Regions from separate parts of the Mus musculus genome. Here region 2 is linked to region 1. A link is a loop called in an ENCODE intact Hi-C map of the cell type or tissue named here. Cell type or tissue: left cerebral cortex. All regions are shown on one strand. Each heading gives the region's core, and the rest is flanking DNA. Links, peaks and the distances in the headings are about the cores only.

Region 1 (8,340 bases), core at 98-8,097:
AAATTTTTATTTTGTTTTAAAAATCACTTCCTTTGTATTTTTTTTGTAATAAGTACTTTTGTTGACTATTTCAAAATTACACAAATAGATACAATATGTTGAATACAAATAGCAAAAAGGAGTAGAATGTGACTGACACAGGGTGGTTAAGAGACATTTAAGGCTCAAGCGATTGATGCAATTTCACAAGAAATCCACTGGATGGCGCAAGAATCTCATGCAAATACGTCAGGGGTGGCTACTAGAGAATTCCATTTCTCTCACATTAAATCAAAAGTGATACAAATTGTTGTAAAAGGTGTGCATCTCCCCCACATCCTCACAAGGGATTGTATTTTTCTCCTTTTTTTTTTTGGCCTGTGTGTTGGCAAGGCACTAGTCTCCTGTATTCACGGTCAGAGCCGGCCCCTGAGTCTGTTTTCCCTAAGGTTCAATGCCAAGCCTTCAGACGTGGCCAGTTGCGCGGGGAAAATGACTGCTTTAGCTTTGGTAAAAATCTGAGGAGCAGAATTTTGAAGAATGAGAATTAAAGCTGTACTCCACACTGTGTTGAAGTTTGCCATACCAGCGTTACCGGCTCTGGGACAAACAGCACTGTCTTCTCCCCAGCGTAAAACACAGCATTAATATTAACATGGAGAAAGGGCCAAGCAAGAGAAACTGCATTGATGCTTTTATTCATTTATTTATCAGAGCAAAACTATTTTGTGTATGTGTATATGTGTTTGGTCATGTATATATGTATTCCGTGTGTGTGTGTGTGTGTGTGTGTGTGTGTGTAGGTCAGAGGTTAATGTCCAGTAGCTTCCTCAGTTACTCCCTTTGATGTCTTGTTTTGTTTGTTTTCATGGTGAATAATGTGTAGTTAAGATCAATAGCTGTTTGGAGTGTAGCTCAGTGCATGGGGCCCTGGGTTCAATCCCTAGCACCTCTAACTACAAGTCTATCTTTGGGGCTGGAAAGAAACTTCAGTGGTTACTATTGCATCCTGCTCATACAGAGGACCCAAGTTCAATCCCCAGCTATCAACCACCTGTGACCCCAGCTCCAGGAATCTAGTGCCCTCTTCTGGCCTCTGTGAGTGCCTGTGATCAATTGTGTAAACAGGTGGACACCACATAATTAAAATAAACCTTTGTTTTTTTAAGTAAAGAATTATCCGCGGGATTTAACTGGATTTCAGTGGAGCTGGAACTCCATTTAAGTGCTCCCAGATTTGTTGGCAATAGCTAGAGGACCATAATCAGGAGTCAGACGGACTTGTGCCTTCTTCTCCCCGCCAGCCTGATTGATTCTGGTTATTCCAACATAGAATTTCTTCCCAGCCTGGGGCTTATTGGCCTTGGCACCTATGACGAACAAAGTGTGTCATTGTCTTTGTCTGACATGGCTGACTTGGCAGTCAGGGGAAACTGGATGACGACATAGTGGTCGAGTTTGTTTTTCCTGGACATACTCTTGCCAAGGGCATTTGGACCACATCCAGAGTGGCCCTGCCTTGGGCTGCCAGAAAGTGGGTGACATGTACCCCTTCTCTTTTTTGTGACTGTGGACGTCTTTCTGCACCACTTTCTCGATCACGAGAGACTTTGGCTCGGAAGCTTTTGGTCTTCACTTTCATGGTTGTATTGGTCTCCACCTTAGTTTTGAGGCAGGGTCTCCCACTAAGCTTGCCAATTCCCCAACACTGCTGAGCTCGCCAGCCCCAGGGACTCCTCATGTCTGATGCCTCTGCTCTGCCCAACTGTGTATGCTTCTGAGAATCGAACTCTGGTCCCTATGCCTTTAGGGCAAGCACTTTAGCAACTGGGTCGTCTCCCAGCCTGGAAAAGTTATTTTATTTTATTTTATTTTATTTTATTTTATTTTATTTCATTTTATTATTCAGAGCATCTTCCAGATCTTAACATACTGTAGAGGCCTCAGCTGCCCGAGGTCAGGCAAGGGAAGGAGCCCTCACAATTGAAATCTGTCTCTTTTGTGTCTCACACAGCTCCTCGCCTAGGTTTCTATCCACATTTATAAGTGTGAAATGAGTGCGCAGAGCAGTTTCTGAGGTTTATTGGAAGAAACGGAGGCTGTGTAAAAAGCACAGACTGGGAACATGATGCAAAGTGGGAAGAAGCAGCTACGGTTCAAGGTCCTGGGTTCCTCAGGCTGGGGAGGCAGAGAGGCCCAGGGCAGAGACAAAATACTTGGGAAGCTCGAGGCTCCGCTCACGACCAGGTGGACCGCTCATCGTGGTGGATGCTGAAATGTTTACTATACAAACAAACACCCAAATTTGCTTTTATTTTATTTTCTAATTTCATCTGTTGCGATGCTTCACACTGCACACTTTGCTTAGAGCAGGTTAATTGCAGGATTACAAGGATGTGCGGAGGCCAGGGATTGATTATGCATGGCTCAAGCCTCCTTTGCTAAAGGAAGGTCATTTCATAATCTAAAACCATCAGCCCCTGCTGTTCCCCAAGAACTGTACCAGTTCCATTCCAAAGGTTTGCCTGCTTTAGACATAGGAAGTAGCCAAAGAAGCCCCACCCACAGAAGCTAGAGACCAGAGGTAATCAGCAGCTTCCACAGACATAGAACACCACTAAGTGTCTCCCTCATTCTTTCTTTTCTCCCAGGCTAGGATCTACCCAGCTAGCTCATGGTTGAAACCAGCTTGAAATTGACTGGCTTTTGTAAGGTTTTTGCACTTTGTTGTAGCTTCCATGTCTTTATCTCCAAGGAGCTTTTGGCAATGTCTGGGGGCACTCTGACACACATTTGTCAATAATGAAATAGGTAGGACACTATTGGCATTGAGTGGGCCAAGTCCGCGGGTGCTGCTTCGGAAGCCATATGCAAAACAGCCCTGAAACAAGAAAATATGAAGAGGAGAAGAGGTTGGAATGCTCAGTGGTCAAGAGTACTGAGGCTCTTCCAGAGGTCCTGAGTTCAATTCTCAGCAAACACATGGTTGCTCACAACCATCTAAAATGTGATCTGATGCTCTCTTTTGGCATGTAGGTATACATGCAGATAGAGAACTTATACATAAAATGAATAAATAATAAATGAATAAATCTTTAAAAGGGGGTACCTGGAGAGGTGGCTCAGTGGTTAAAAGCATACTGTCTGCTCTTCCAGATGTCTTGAGTTGAATTCCCAGCAACCACATGGTAGCTCACAACCATGGGATCTGATGTCTTCTTCCAGTGTGTCTGAAGACAGAGACAGTATACTCATGTACATAAAATAAATAAATCCTTTGGAAAACAAAGAAAAGAAAATACTCGGCTCAGATATCAACAGTAAGGAACATTAGAAACCCTGGTTTGACTGGAACACGGTCAGGTTTATTTCTGTACTGTATCTAGCTTCTACAATATGCCATGACAATGATATTAAGCAGCTAAGACCAAAATACTCTGGTCTCCAAATCCTGTCATATTTTCTGCCTGCCCCTATCTGACAGAAGTGCTATGGTCCCCGAGACCTAAAACATTTCTGTCTGTCCCAGGAAAATGTTTCTGATTTGAATCGAGAGCATCCTTTAAGAACTTCACACAAACAAGAAAAAGAGTATTCTGAAAATGTGTCTCGCTATATCAAATATCCCTCAGCAATCCGTTGTTTCTACCACATCTGGTGTTGTATTTTAGTTCCATGGCTTTCCCATTACCCCTCTATCATATCTTTTTTATTCTAAAGCCTCTTCCAGGCACTGAGCTAAGCCTGCTGCCATTAGAAGGCTGTGTGTTTCCTACTCCTTGGGGGGCCTGTAGCCCAGAGGGGGAGGCGGATATTAATTAAACCATCACCCTAATGAATGTATGATGACAAACCATGATCAGAACTCAGAGGCGGGAGACAGCTCTGATGACAGTTGACTGGGGCTCCGGGCATATGGAAGTTAAGTAGACTAAGACTGTGTGAATGTGTTTGTGGTGTGTGTGTGTGTGTGTGTGTGTGTGTGTGTGTGTGTGTGTGTGAGCTGAATATGTGTATGGGGAGGAGTGGGGGGTTAGCTTGGGGAAGAGGTGGCTCTGTGAGTCCGGCAACCTGGAGGAGAGTGGAACACTGGCGGATGAAGGATCCAGCGATGTGCTAGTGGGAAGTTGGTGAGGACCCAAGAAAAACCACGCAAGCCAGATGGTGTGCTGAGTCTTATCCTAAGAACGTCAAAGCAGAGAGAAGCCACTGAAGGATCTGGGAGGAGACTTGATCAGATTTGCATATGAAGTTCCTAGATTGTCAGACAAGGGAGAAAAAGTTGAGCTCGTTAAAAACTGAGCTATTTTGAAAACAAGTTAGCTGATTGATTAACTTTTAAAGACCCAATTAAGCTTTTGTGTCATCGTTTCCCGCCTTTATACCTGACAGAGTTTGAAAAGGGGCCACGTTCAAATATGATCGTCTTCCTTTTCAAAGAAGCAGGTTTCTGAGCAGAGGTGCAGCTGGAATTTACCCGACTGCGATTTCTAAGGTCATATTTCCTTTGAAGATCAGTTGAATATTTATGTGTGTGTGTAGAGGTGTTGGTTTTTGATGTTGCTAACATTTCCAATTCTCATGGTGAGTTCAAACTTCTCTAAGACTTTTAAAACATGCTTGCCAAAGAACCAGAATCGATAGCTCACCAAATAAATTCTCTGTGATGTCGACCATTTTTTCCTGTGCATATTGTGTTTTTTTTTAAAAAAAAAAAACAATTTTAATTTTCCTCTTCTCTCCTCTGCATGGTGGATCGTAGCTATTGCATTATGTTTTATTACTGTCTGGAACTTGTCTTTTATCAGTAAGGCCTTTGAAGATTCAAGTCCCAACCTTTCTTTGTGAATAAACTCAACCCAATACTCCACTGTGTGGGTTGTGAATTGGTATTTGTTACCTTGAACTTGTGACCTTCCTTTCTCAAACAAGTATTTCTACCCTAGATCTGGTGTTTTCAAAGCCCAGTACAACTGACAACCTGGATTGTACACAATGTTGCAGTGGTCCTCGACCTTCCTAATGCTGCAACCCCCTTAAATACAGTTAGTCATGCTGTGGTGACCCCCAACCAGAAGATTATTTTCATTGCTACTTCATAACTGTGATTTTGCTACTGTTGTGGATCGTAATGTAAATATCTGATATGCATGTAGATGGTCTTAGACCACCCCTGTGAAAGCATCATTTGGTCTCCAGAGGGGGTCCTGACCCACAGGTTGAGAACTATTGTTTCAAGGGACCATAGTAATACTTACTTGTGTATATAGTTTCGTGCTTGTGTCCATGCTGCAGAGAGGAAGGCGACTAGTTGCCATAGTGACCAGAAAGGTACAAGTCTAAAATATTTACCATGCAGCCCTTTATGGGAAAACCTTGTAAGCCCCATTCTAAAGAACATTTGCAGCTATTCCTATTCCTCTTACGTATCTAGTAGTAGACTTAGTAGCTGCTGTGCAGAGTGAGCACCCTTGCCTTGCTCCTGAAGCCTCTGTATTTTCCTGCAGGTTGGATAAGAGCATGTGGAGGAAGGACCTGCTCTCCTCAGCAACACTTCGCTAAGCTAAGCATTTCATCTGCGTTGTCTCTCATAATCCTTATCACAGTCCCGTAAATTAGATACTATTATCGTCACTTTGCAAATGAATACATTTACAAGCTAAATAACTCACAGGACTTGTAGGCAGCAGAAATGGGAACTTGATTCAATTTCTATCTTTGCTTCTGGACTCTGAGTGGCACAACTGTGGTGAATTGGTTAACAAAGGGAAAGCAGGAAAGAGGCTTCGGAAAGAGACCCTTGTTTCCTGTAATGGATGTAAGGCTATTAGCTGTGTAAACGGAGGCACGGCGTGGGTGCCAAGGCTGTTCAGAAGCCACTGATGGCTTCTATGGTACCCGACGTTCATTCTCTTCTGGAGAGGTTTTAGTTGCATCCTGAAGGGCACATGAGACAGAACCGAGTCTAGGAAATCATTTGACCTGAGTGAAGTTCTAACATGGGCCATATTCAAATCCCTTCTTCACGGTTGCCAGAACATTCCATGGGAATGCAGAATTACTAAAGAAACCACTCCTTCCCAGCCCCATCTGTCAACACTGGAATATTTGCACTTCACAAGCAGCCTGTGCGGCCCATGAGAGCATTGCTGCTGCCATCACAGGGCTGCCAGCACTAGCGCCTAGCCCTGAGATGCTGGGGACTTCTTCCCTGACATTCTGTGGCATTGCCTGCAGCAAAGCTAAACCCTTGATCAGCTAGTCAGGCTGACTTGACTGCTGTAGAACGCATTGGATGGACCTTTCTGAACCCAAGTTCCCCTTGTTCCCGGGTGCACAAACTGATGTGCGCAAACAAATTCATGTCAACTCTCAGCTGCCCTACTCTAACAGGTTCTTTTCAAAAGAATATGGTATTTGATGTAATTGAAATTCTTACTTTCCCTTGAAGCAATTTGTTTGAAAAATAATATATTTTTTAAGACTCTTCAAAAATGGAATAAAATTACTTTTTACTCTAGGGTTTTCTTTGCTCTGTGATAAATGAAGTATTAACTACGATAGCTATTAGCATCCCTGGTCTACAGACAGGTCACTACAGTTGACTAAGTTAAAATAAATAGAAAATTTAAAGTCCCCAACTATAAAATGAATTGCCCAACAGATGCAGCAGGCTCCGAAGGAATCATTGAGTGCTATTTAGCTAAATAATATCCGTGCTAACAAGTCCCACAAAACAGATTTCTGTGACAATGTTCATTCTACAATGGCCCTAAACACACATCACACCATAAGGATTCTATCAGCTAATTAATACAGGGTGAGAGCTTTAAACAGAGAAATTAACTCAACAGGAACCTTATAACTGATAGCACAACACAGCACAAGGAGAACCCTTAAGTCTCCACTTGACTTTGGCCTCTGAGCACAGGGACCTCTCCCCCTCCCCTCCCTCTCCCTCCCCCTCTCCCTCCCCTTCCTCCCTCTCTCCCATCTTCCCTATCCTCCTCCTCCCCTTCTCCCACCCCTCCCCCCTCTCCTGTCCTTCAGCATGAGCAACGAGGAGTCCTGGCTTCTCAATCAGTCCTAATCTCCTGAGGGATGCTCATTCTTGCAATATGTTTTGAAATCTCCATTGTGTACTAGACATGTGACACATGCAACTCATGGCTCCACTGTCTTCAATCCTTTGTGGTACATACATTCTTAGACATGTTAGGCAGCACTTGCTGGTTAGCACAGATCTGAAGCCTAGATGTGCAACAGTGGATGGACAAATACTGAAAATGTGCTTTGGAAAGCTCTTGAAGTTTAAGAATATGAGCCTCGGATGCTTATTAACTTTCAATTGCCATCCCATGGCCAATGAATTCCAAGCTCATAGTGGCCTTTTGCAGCTAAAGGTAAGCAAGCGTAAACTCCCTAGCTCCCAGGAAGTCCAATAAGACTAGATCTGATGAACATATACGTGGACAAGTCCCAACCCTTTCTTGCAAACCAGAGACATTCTGCGAGAGTCTGGCCTGATTATAAAAATATTGCTACATAAGTTCAAGTTAAAATAATATTTTCTCCTTTCAGTTTTGTGAGATAGCTGAGTCTGTGAAGTGCTTGTAAGCATGAGGGGCTGGCTTCATTCACAAGAACCCCCAGTACCCACATAAATGAGCCACATATCCTGGAACACACTTGCGATCCCAGCACTGGGAAGATGGAACAGGTGGATCTCTAGAGCATGCTGGTCAACCAGTCTAGCTTAGCTAGGAAGTTTAACACCAGTCAAAAGACCTTGTTTCAACAAGTAAGGTGGTAAGACTGTGCCAAATAAATGACACTTGAGGTTGACCTATGACTTCTACATGTATCTGGAAGCACACTTATGTGAACATGCACACACAGGTATTTACATACACACACACACACACACACACACACACACATACATACATACACACACATACATACACACACACACAGAAATCTTTTCCTTTATTTTTAAATAAGTTATACACACTCTTTCCATGATGCAAAGCAAGTTTCTTCCTGTCTTGTCAGCTGGGAAATGCATAGTGAATATGTATGTGTTGTTGGGAATTTGATCTTTATGTACAAACTCAGCATTCAACGGCTCCAGATATACCTATGGCCCTTACATTTGCTCACAATTTATTGACTCAAATTGTCAGTAAGTAACTGTAATCTAGTCTGGATTGAGTTAATTATAAAGTCAACTATTTGCATGAAGAATGCACTGACCATTCGTGGACCAGCTAGAGGATGGGCTGTAACTCCCCAGGAAAGGAAATGGAATATTGAGCTCTAAAAGTCAGGTTCACTTGGAGACAAGGAGGATGATCAAGA
Region 2 (8,340 bases), core at 111-8,110, 62 kb after region 1:
GGATGCAGAATTCCTCCTGTTTAAGACCGTCACAGTTTCTCTTCTGTTTGAAAACAACAACAACAACAACACCCAGTAACTCATCCCTGGATCCTTCTCCTTTAGCTCTTGTTTATTCAGAGCAATCTCACCTTGCTTAAAAAGAAAATGAGAGGATTGGGAGTACAGTCTGGGTGCGACTCAAACAACATCTGGTCTGCACTGGACTTCATTTAGGGCTTAAGGTTGATAGCTACTTCATCATGATGCTCCAATTCTTTCTTATCTATCTATCTATCTATCTATCTATCTACTTTACATCCGGATCTCACCCCCTCCCATTTCCCCCTTGCCCAACTCCTGCCCCTCCCACCTGTGGGAAGCCACATGTGCCGTTGCAGGGTGGCACTGGCTACCACTGGCCATCACACATAAGTTTGGGCAAACAACCAATGTGTAAATATGCAGTAAAGTTTTTTGCCAAAACACTGCCTGGCCCGGGCATGATAATGAGGAATGTTAATAAGGTTCTGTGAGGTACTGAGAGAGAATAACCAATCAGATGAGGAACATGCAAATGAGGTAGAATGCATAACCAATCCGGGTGTAAGACATGCCTCTCCTAGGCCTATATAAGCAGCACCAGTTCTGGGCTCAGGGTCTCTTCGCCTCTGCAATCAAGCTCTCCCAATAAACTTGTGCAGAAGGGTCCTGTTGCAGCATTGTTCTTGCTGGCAAGTAGGGCACGCGCAAGAAGTGGTGCTGAAACCTGGGAAAAGAAACATCTTCAGGCATGAGCGAAGACCCCCTGCTACAGGGAGGATTCAGAACTGCATCACAGGGAAAGAGCAGTTAATACGGTGTTCCTGTAAAACAGACTGCTGAGAAGGATCCAACTGCGTGGATTCAGAACTCTTCAGCTGGGGAACGGTGGTAATGAAGTGTTCCTGCAAAACAGACTGCTGAGAAGGATCCAACTGCGTGGATTCAGAACTCTTCAGCTGAGGAACGGTGGTACCGGTAAGTCTACCAAATTGATCCCCGGGTTAAAGGGGGATATGTTTTTTAAGAAAAAGGAAAAGAAAAGGGAGGAAAAATAAAAAGGAATCAGTGATAAGAAAAGGAAATAGTGAAGGAAAGGAAAAGGGAAAAGAAAGGAAGGAAAGAAGGGAAAGAGAGAAGAGAAGGAAAGAAAGGATTGAGATGATAAGGTTCCCAGCTTTGGGACAAGTTAAGGTTCATGAGTTATGCTTTTTTCTCCCATTGACCCTTTGTGGGTAGGTCTGATAGTTTTGGTCTTGTTTGTTTTGATATATGGACTCTGTTACTGTTTGAATTGAGAGGCAGTCAAGACAGGTCAGAAAATCCTTATAGAGCAACAAGAGAGTATGTCAGAAGAGGAGAAGGGCTTAAAAAGAAAAAAGAAAAAGAAAGGAGACACAGTGTTATCAGGTGAACAGAAAGGACAAAACAAAAGAGCCGAGGCGGAGGAGGAAGGCGAATTAGCTTCCGAGGCCCCTCCCTATGCCTCCTTGGCAGCGGCATATAGACGGACCTTCTGTCCGGAGGTTTGGAGAGAGATTAGATTCTCCTTGCTGGGATGTCCTATTTTCACCGACCAAGCAGGGCAGAGATATCATGAGCCTCTAAATTTCAAAGTAATCAAGAATTTGGCTGAGTCCATGTGGATGTACAGCTTAACTGCCTCCTATACTGTGGTTCAAGTAGAGACCTTGAATAGACACTGCATGACGCCATCCCATTGGGCAGTCTTGGTGAAGGCATGCCTTTCACCTGGGCTTATTTAGATTGGAAAGCCTTCCTTATTGAATTTGCAAATAAACAGGCAGCGGCTAACTCTGTTGCAGGAAATCCAGCATGGGATAGAGATATGCTGCTTGGTCAAGGTCGCTTTGCACAACAACAGACAGGATATCCAGTGCAGGTGTTTGAGCAGGTGAATCAGATTGCCTTAAGGGCATGGAAATCATTGCCCACCGGTGTTGACGGTGTTGACGTGGGCGAGAGGGTCTGTTTGTGTGTTTCCCCAGGATCACCGACAACAGCTGTGGGTCTCAGAACGGCTGACCAGAGCAATTCAAAACAAGCACATGGATGTTCCCGTGGCTGGGGGTGCTCTCGCTAGTGAGAACTGAAGAGCTCTGTGTTCCTAAAACCATGCTGTTGACGCATTTGGGTGTTTCCTCAATTCTTTACATCTAATGCCAGATTTTAAGCCTTAATAGAACTCGAATAAAACCCATCATTGTTGGCAATTTTACCTCTTGAATTACCTCTGCATTTTCTTACTTTAAGGAATGGGTGGGAGTGATTTTGTTTGGTGCTGCCATATGCTGTGGACTGGTGTTCATGCTCTGGTTGGTATAGAAATTCAGAACCCAACAAAAACGTGACAAGGTGATTATAACTCAGGCACTTTTAGCTATTGAAAACAGTGCCTCCCCTGAAGTTTGGTTATCTATGCTCAAGAATTAGTCGACATCTGAGTTCTCTGCTCTTGCACCCCACGGATTTATGGATCCATTGCACTGGGATGAGAGAGACTCAACTATCATTGATCACCCCTTGTACATCGTTGAGGTTTCCTCATTGCATGTGATAGGGTGATCATGATTTCCCCACTAATTCATTTTTTGGCTGGTCTCTTTTGTAGAGTTCGCCCTAGGTCATTTAGCAGTTACTGTCACATAGCACTGCAGTATCCAGAGACGGGCAACTTTCCTCATGCACAGATCAACCTAAGACACGGGGGCCGGTGGCGATAGGGTTACCCTATGACGGGTAAGGCTGTGACATTAGAGGAACGACCTAAAACAGGAGCCACGGCGAATGGACATAATTGCACAGGCCTAGTCCAGCCTCATTTTATTAAAACAAAAAGGGGGAGATGTGGGAGCCACATGTGCCGTTGCAGGGTGGCGCTGGCTACCGCTGGCCACCACTCATAAGTTTGGGCAAACAACCAATGTGTAAATATGCAGTAAAGTTTTTTGCCAAAACACTGCCTGGCCCGGGCATGATAATGAGGTATGTTAATGAGGTTCTGTGAGGTACTGAGAGAATAACCAATCAGATGTGAGACATGCAAATGAGGTATGTTAATGAGGTTCTGTGAGGTACTGAGAGAGAATAACCAATCAGATGAGGAACATGCAAATGAGGTAGAATGCATAACCAATCCGGGTGTGAGACACGCCTCTCCTAGGCCTATATAAGCAGCACCAGTTCTGGGCTCAGGGTCTCTTCGCCTCTGCAATCAAGCTCTCCCAATAAACGTGTGCAGAAGGATCCTGTTGCAGCGTCGTTCTTGCTGGCAAGTAGGGCGTGCACAAGACCCACCCTCCTCCGAGAACAGCTTAAGACAACTAAAGATCAAGGGATACAAGTTGGAAAAGAAGAAGTCAAAGTATTGCTATTTGCAGATGATATGATAGTATCCATAAGTAACTCCAAAAACTCTACTAGAGAGCTCCTATAGCTGATAAACACCTTCAGCAAAGTGGCTGGATACAAAATTAACCAAAAAAATAAAATCAGTAGCCTTCCTTTATACAAATGATAAGCAGGCTGTAAAAGAAATCAGAGAAAAAACACCCTTCACAATCGCCACAAATAATATAAAATATCTTGGTGTGACTCTAACCAAGCAAGTGAAAGACCTGTATGACAAGAAGCTCAAGTCTCTGAAGAAAGAAATTGGAGACGATATCAGAAGATGCCCCAATTCTTGGATTTGAGTTTTCATTGAGTTGTTATTTTTCCTTTCAAGATTTAACTATAAAAATGCCTGTCTTGTTCCCTTCACTACACTTCTTGTCCTTTCCCAATCCCAAACTCCAAATTCTGATTTCTCTAATGATTTTCAAGTCTAAATTCATGTGGCCATTCATTTGTTTCCCTTCCCATGCTTTTTCCCATATGTCATATGCCGCCTGCTTCTCCTTCTCTCCGGACCAACCCTCATCTTCAGAGCTCTTTATTCTCCAGTCCAATTTTGGAACAATCATCTATAGCCATTAACTGACTTAACAAATCTTTCTGTCAGTGGGATACTTTATGGAAATTGAAAACTAATTAACGTTTATCTCAGCAGCTAATCACATAAAATCTACTGCCTTCTTATTGCAGGTTCTAAGATAATGATGGGCCATGCACAGAGCAAAGAAGATCTTGATAGGTCCTGACAGGGCCCGAGCTGAGAGGAGAGGGAGCAGGAAGACATTAGCCTCTTTTGCTAATGAGGATCATGAGGCCTGCAGCATCTGTGGGTTGCTAGGGGAAAGTGGCCTCAGTACTTCAACAACAAGATATCCAAACTATACACACACACACACACACATGCACACACACATACGTGAACACATGCACACACCTACACATGTACACACATGAACAAACACATACATACATACATACACACACACACACATACACTCGTGCTCAACTTTTACTCACTTGTACTTGTGTACATATACTTACACAAATATCTCACACCAAAAAATATTAACTTTGATGGCAAACAGTAGTACTCTCCAAAAAAATACTTATCCATGTCCATTCATCTTTTTATGCATTTTATAAACATTAATCATTGGCCATCCTGTGCAGTTTTTGAGTTGAGTTCCAAGAAAAATGTTGTGATATTTAATTTAAGCTACTAGCATTAGAAAGGAGGTAGATAGAATAAAAAGAATTTTCAGGGACACATCTTAAGCACAAAAATAATAATTGCCTGATACATATAAACAAAAGAAAGGAAAGAAAATGATTTATTTTTGACTTGGGAAAATGTTGGATCGTTCTTTCTGAATTAGCTGGGTTTCTTTACTGCAGAACCTTCCAGGGACTTTAAGATGGTGATGTGTGTTGTTAATTTCAGAGAAGGAAATAGAATATGTCATTTTTCCTTGGGTTTCATATGTATGTGTGGGTGAGCATGTGTGATGTTTCTCACATACAGTGAAGTTTCCTAAATGTATTTTGGGAAATCCTAGCTGACAGAAAAACTTGCCAAAAATAAAAGATTATAAAATGGTGCAAAAAGAAAAAGCTGTATGCTGTGATTGAGCCTCCAAAATGGCACTATAAAGCACAGAGATGGATGGACCAATATACAGCTGGACTGGTCACTGTGTGGAGCAATAGTGGTATCTTGGAATAGGCTATCTCTGAATCATCAGTGCCACAGAGAAAAATAGAAACAGAGCCCCTTTCTATGGTCAGATTCAGTCTGAGCATGCTTGTCAGCAGGCATCAGCCAGTGTGCCTGGCTGGTGGGCTCTGGACTGGCTTTCCTGGCACATAATAGAGTTTCTATATATATATATATGTGAAACTAACAAATATTTTGTGTTGACTATTAAAATGTATATCCTCTGATCTATAAATGGGTTGATTTAAAATATCAGTTACAAACACTACAATTGGGGGGGGATTTATCTAACTGAGCATCTATATAAAGTTTTTTGAAGAAGTCTGAGGTGCTTTGAACAGAAAGCATGGTCTGATCGGAGGAATTGGAACATTACCAGGTTTTCTCCCCACCCCTTTCCTTTTGTTCTCCTCCTTCTCTTCCTTCTCCCATCTTCACACAGCTTGTTTCCTTACTCTATGACAACTGCTTCCCGGGAGCTTGGACATCACAGAACACTCAGTTAATCTGGGAATATCATGATGAACTAAAACTAACCTGTCAATCCCAGTACTAAATTCTTAGGGAGTAAAGTCAATGGATCACTCTCAAATCAAGCAGCCCATGGCTCTATGTAGAGTCAGAAAGTCACGTAGAAAACACATTAGCACCAGGTAGGGTCACTATTGTTGGATGTGTGGTGCTCTTGAAAGGCTTGGAGAGTCCCCACAAGTCCATATTCTACAAGATAGTTCCCTAATAGGTCTTCAAGTTTGTATCCTTGGCCACCTCATTCTATCTTCAATAAATCTTTATGTTGTGCCTTTATGGAAGACTTTATCATGAACGAGTTGTATCAGTTACGCTTTAATAAATAAAGCATGGGATTTGGATACTGCAGGAAGTCTCTCTCTCTCTCTCTCTCTCTCTCTCTCTCTCTCTCTCTCTCTGTGTGTGTGTGTGTGTGTGTGTTTTGAATACTTTACATAAAAATCACATATATGCTCTATAGTTGGAAACATTTAAATTTTTTATCAAGCAAACAATCTAGGATGCTACCCCACCATTCCATTTTCTTCATCTCTTTCTTATGTAGCCAGACTAAGAGAAAATAAGACATATGTTGGCTGGAGATTCTACTCAACAAGGGGGAAAATATTATAGACTTAAATTTGGGTGGAACGTGATAGATTAGAGGATTCCAGACCCTTCCTATTATAGATTAGAAATGGAAAGCTCTGGGTTTGAAAGTTAGCTTGGTGGTTTGTGCTTGCTAGACAAGGATAAGGCCTTCAGTTAGAATCCCCAGAATATAGGTTAACATTGGGCAAGGTAGGGGTGCATCTGCAATCATAGTATGACCACAGTAAGATGGGGAGTGGAGACAGGAGAATTCCCAGAAGTTCTCAGGGTAGCTAGCCTGGCATGTAGTATGAGCATCAAAGAACAGAGGCTTTCTCAAACAATGTGTGAAGAAAAGAGCAGTACCCAGGCCGTTCTCTGACTTCCACATGTATGTTAGGGCACATAGAAACACACTTACAAAGATGAATGCTTACACACATGCACACATTGTATGCACGCACTCAGAAATACACACAAAGAGAGAGAGGGAAGAGAAAGAAAAAGAAACGAGAAAAGAGACAGAAGTTCAGGATGCAGGAGCTTTTTGTCCTAGGTCACACAGGTAGACAGTGGCTCTTATGTGGATAACATAGATTTTATTTTTAATTGTGTTATTTCTAAGCCTTTTCTCTAACATTGTCTATGGCACAAAAGTGTTAAGTCCAAATTGAATGGAGCTTTTTTTTTTTTTCTTTTCTTCCCCTCCTTATTTTAATTACAGGATTGGAGACCACTTTGCCTTGAGTTTCTCTAAGAAACAATGCGTGTTGACAGTAATTCTTCCAGAAAGGAGGCAGGGAGAGGCAGCATCTGGTTTTAAATACTGTTAGCACAATGGAATGAAGGCCCTGGTGAATTTCCACAGGCCTTCAGCATTCACACAGTCCAAGGGGGCCTTTGGGATGGATGTCGTTTCTCTCGTCTCTCTTGGTGGCTGATCAAGAGGCAGACCTTTTCTGAAGAAAATGATTTGGTTTTGGACAATGGTCCTTCAATTTGCAGTGCTCGGAAGGGCTATTTGGCAAGTTGAAGCTTACCACTGGATTGTCTGTGAAATTACTGATTGTCTCCGTTGTGTTCCATGTTTTTGTGTGGGTGTTATTCGGGTCCAGCATCTTTCTTTTCCTTTCTTTTATTTGGTCGCCTCATGCTCTAGCAATGAATGCATTTGTTCCCAGATATTGTCAAGGAAAATGGCCAGAAAGCAAATATAACAAGCACAACAGCTCGGAGGTGGAAATTTTATTACATTTTCCTTAACATGGCCCAGATTGAAAAAAAAGAAAAAAACAACACAACAGTACGATGCCTCAAAGTTTCTTTGGCTCAAACTCCTTGGCCTCCTGGAACAAAGCTCAGAAAGAAAGATTATGTGCTCAGTTTATAACCAGAGGCCGGGGATACCCAGCTTGCCCTCAGCTGTGCTCATCTGCACACACAGGAGCTGCACCCCACTCCTCTACAGACAGAAACCACTTTCTCATAGGTGGCCCCAGTTCTGGCCTGTGTAAACATGTGTGAGCACATGTGTGTGCAGGTGAAGTGCATGTGGATTTTGTGACAGGGACAACCTTGGGGTGTGATTATTTCTTGGATGTCATCCACCATGTCATTTGAGATAGGTCCTCCCACAGAATGCACATTACCAACTGGGCTGTCTCTCTGGTCTCTTTGTCCTCAGGTCTTAGAGCCACATAGACCCTGCTTGGTACTGCTGTTACCACAAAGTCACAAATTCTCTTCTGCTCATTTTCTTACAGCTGTCATTATCAAGACAAAGTCCAATCTGGACAAAAATTAAAATAATAATCTCCCCAGTAAAACAAATCCACAAGTTCAAGATTAGTCCATGGCATAGGATGCTTCTTTCCCTCACTAACTACACACACACACACACACACACACACACACTACTTTACAGGGTGCATACATACTTGCCTTCTGTCATGCCTAAGTGTTCTTCAGTGACCTGGAAGAATCAACCTGAGAAGGTTCACCTGTCTGTTTGTATACTAGTCCATCCAGGCTTGTGCCTCAGTTTCCATTTTCACCTCCTTACCCTTTTCAGTGGAGGAAGTTTTCTC

What was found. A loop is a pair of places that touch in the nucleus more often than their neighbours do. Peaks named below come from ENCODE experiments on the same cell type or tissue, not always from the same donor. Only the 100,000 strongest peaks of a DNase experiment are listed, where the experiment ranks them.
Region 2: a loop joins it to region 1, with 8 times the contacts of the local background. A loop is called at or near these places in 3 of 42 quality-filtered maps.

What each region holds. Positions count from the first base shown.
Region 1 is chr1:167,941,931-167,950,270 of GRCm38, forward strand. No RefSeq gene overlaps it. Among named protein-coding and RNA genes, the nearest start is that of Lmx1a, 260 kb to the left of the region's middle. In left cerebral cortex, for the core only: CTCF peaks have their summits at 200 (motif pointing right) and 1,070 (motif pointing left); DNase peaks (open chromatin) are centred at 323, 1,425, 2,141, 2,520 and 3 more places; H3K4me3 peaks cover 386 bases; H3K27ac peaks cover 278 bases.
Region 2 is chr1:168,003,484-168,011,823 of GRCm38, forward strand. No RefSeq gene overlaps it. Among named protein-coding and RNA genes, the nearest start is that of Lmx1a, 320 kb to the left of the region's middle. In left cerebral cortex, for the core only: no CTCF peak of the experiment used is centred there; a DNase peak (open chromatin) is centred at 4,970.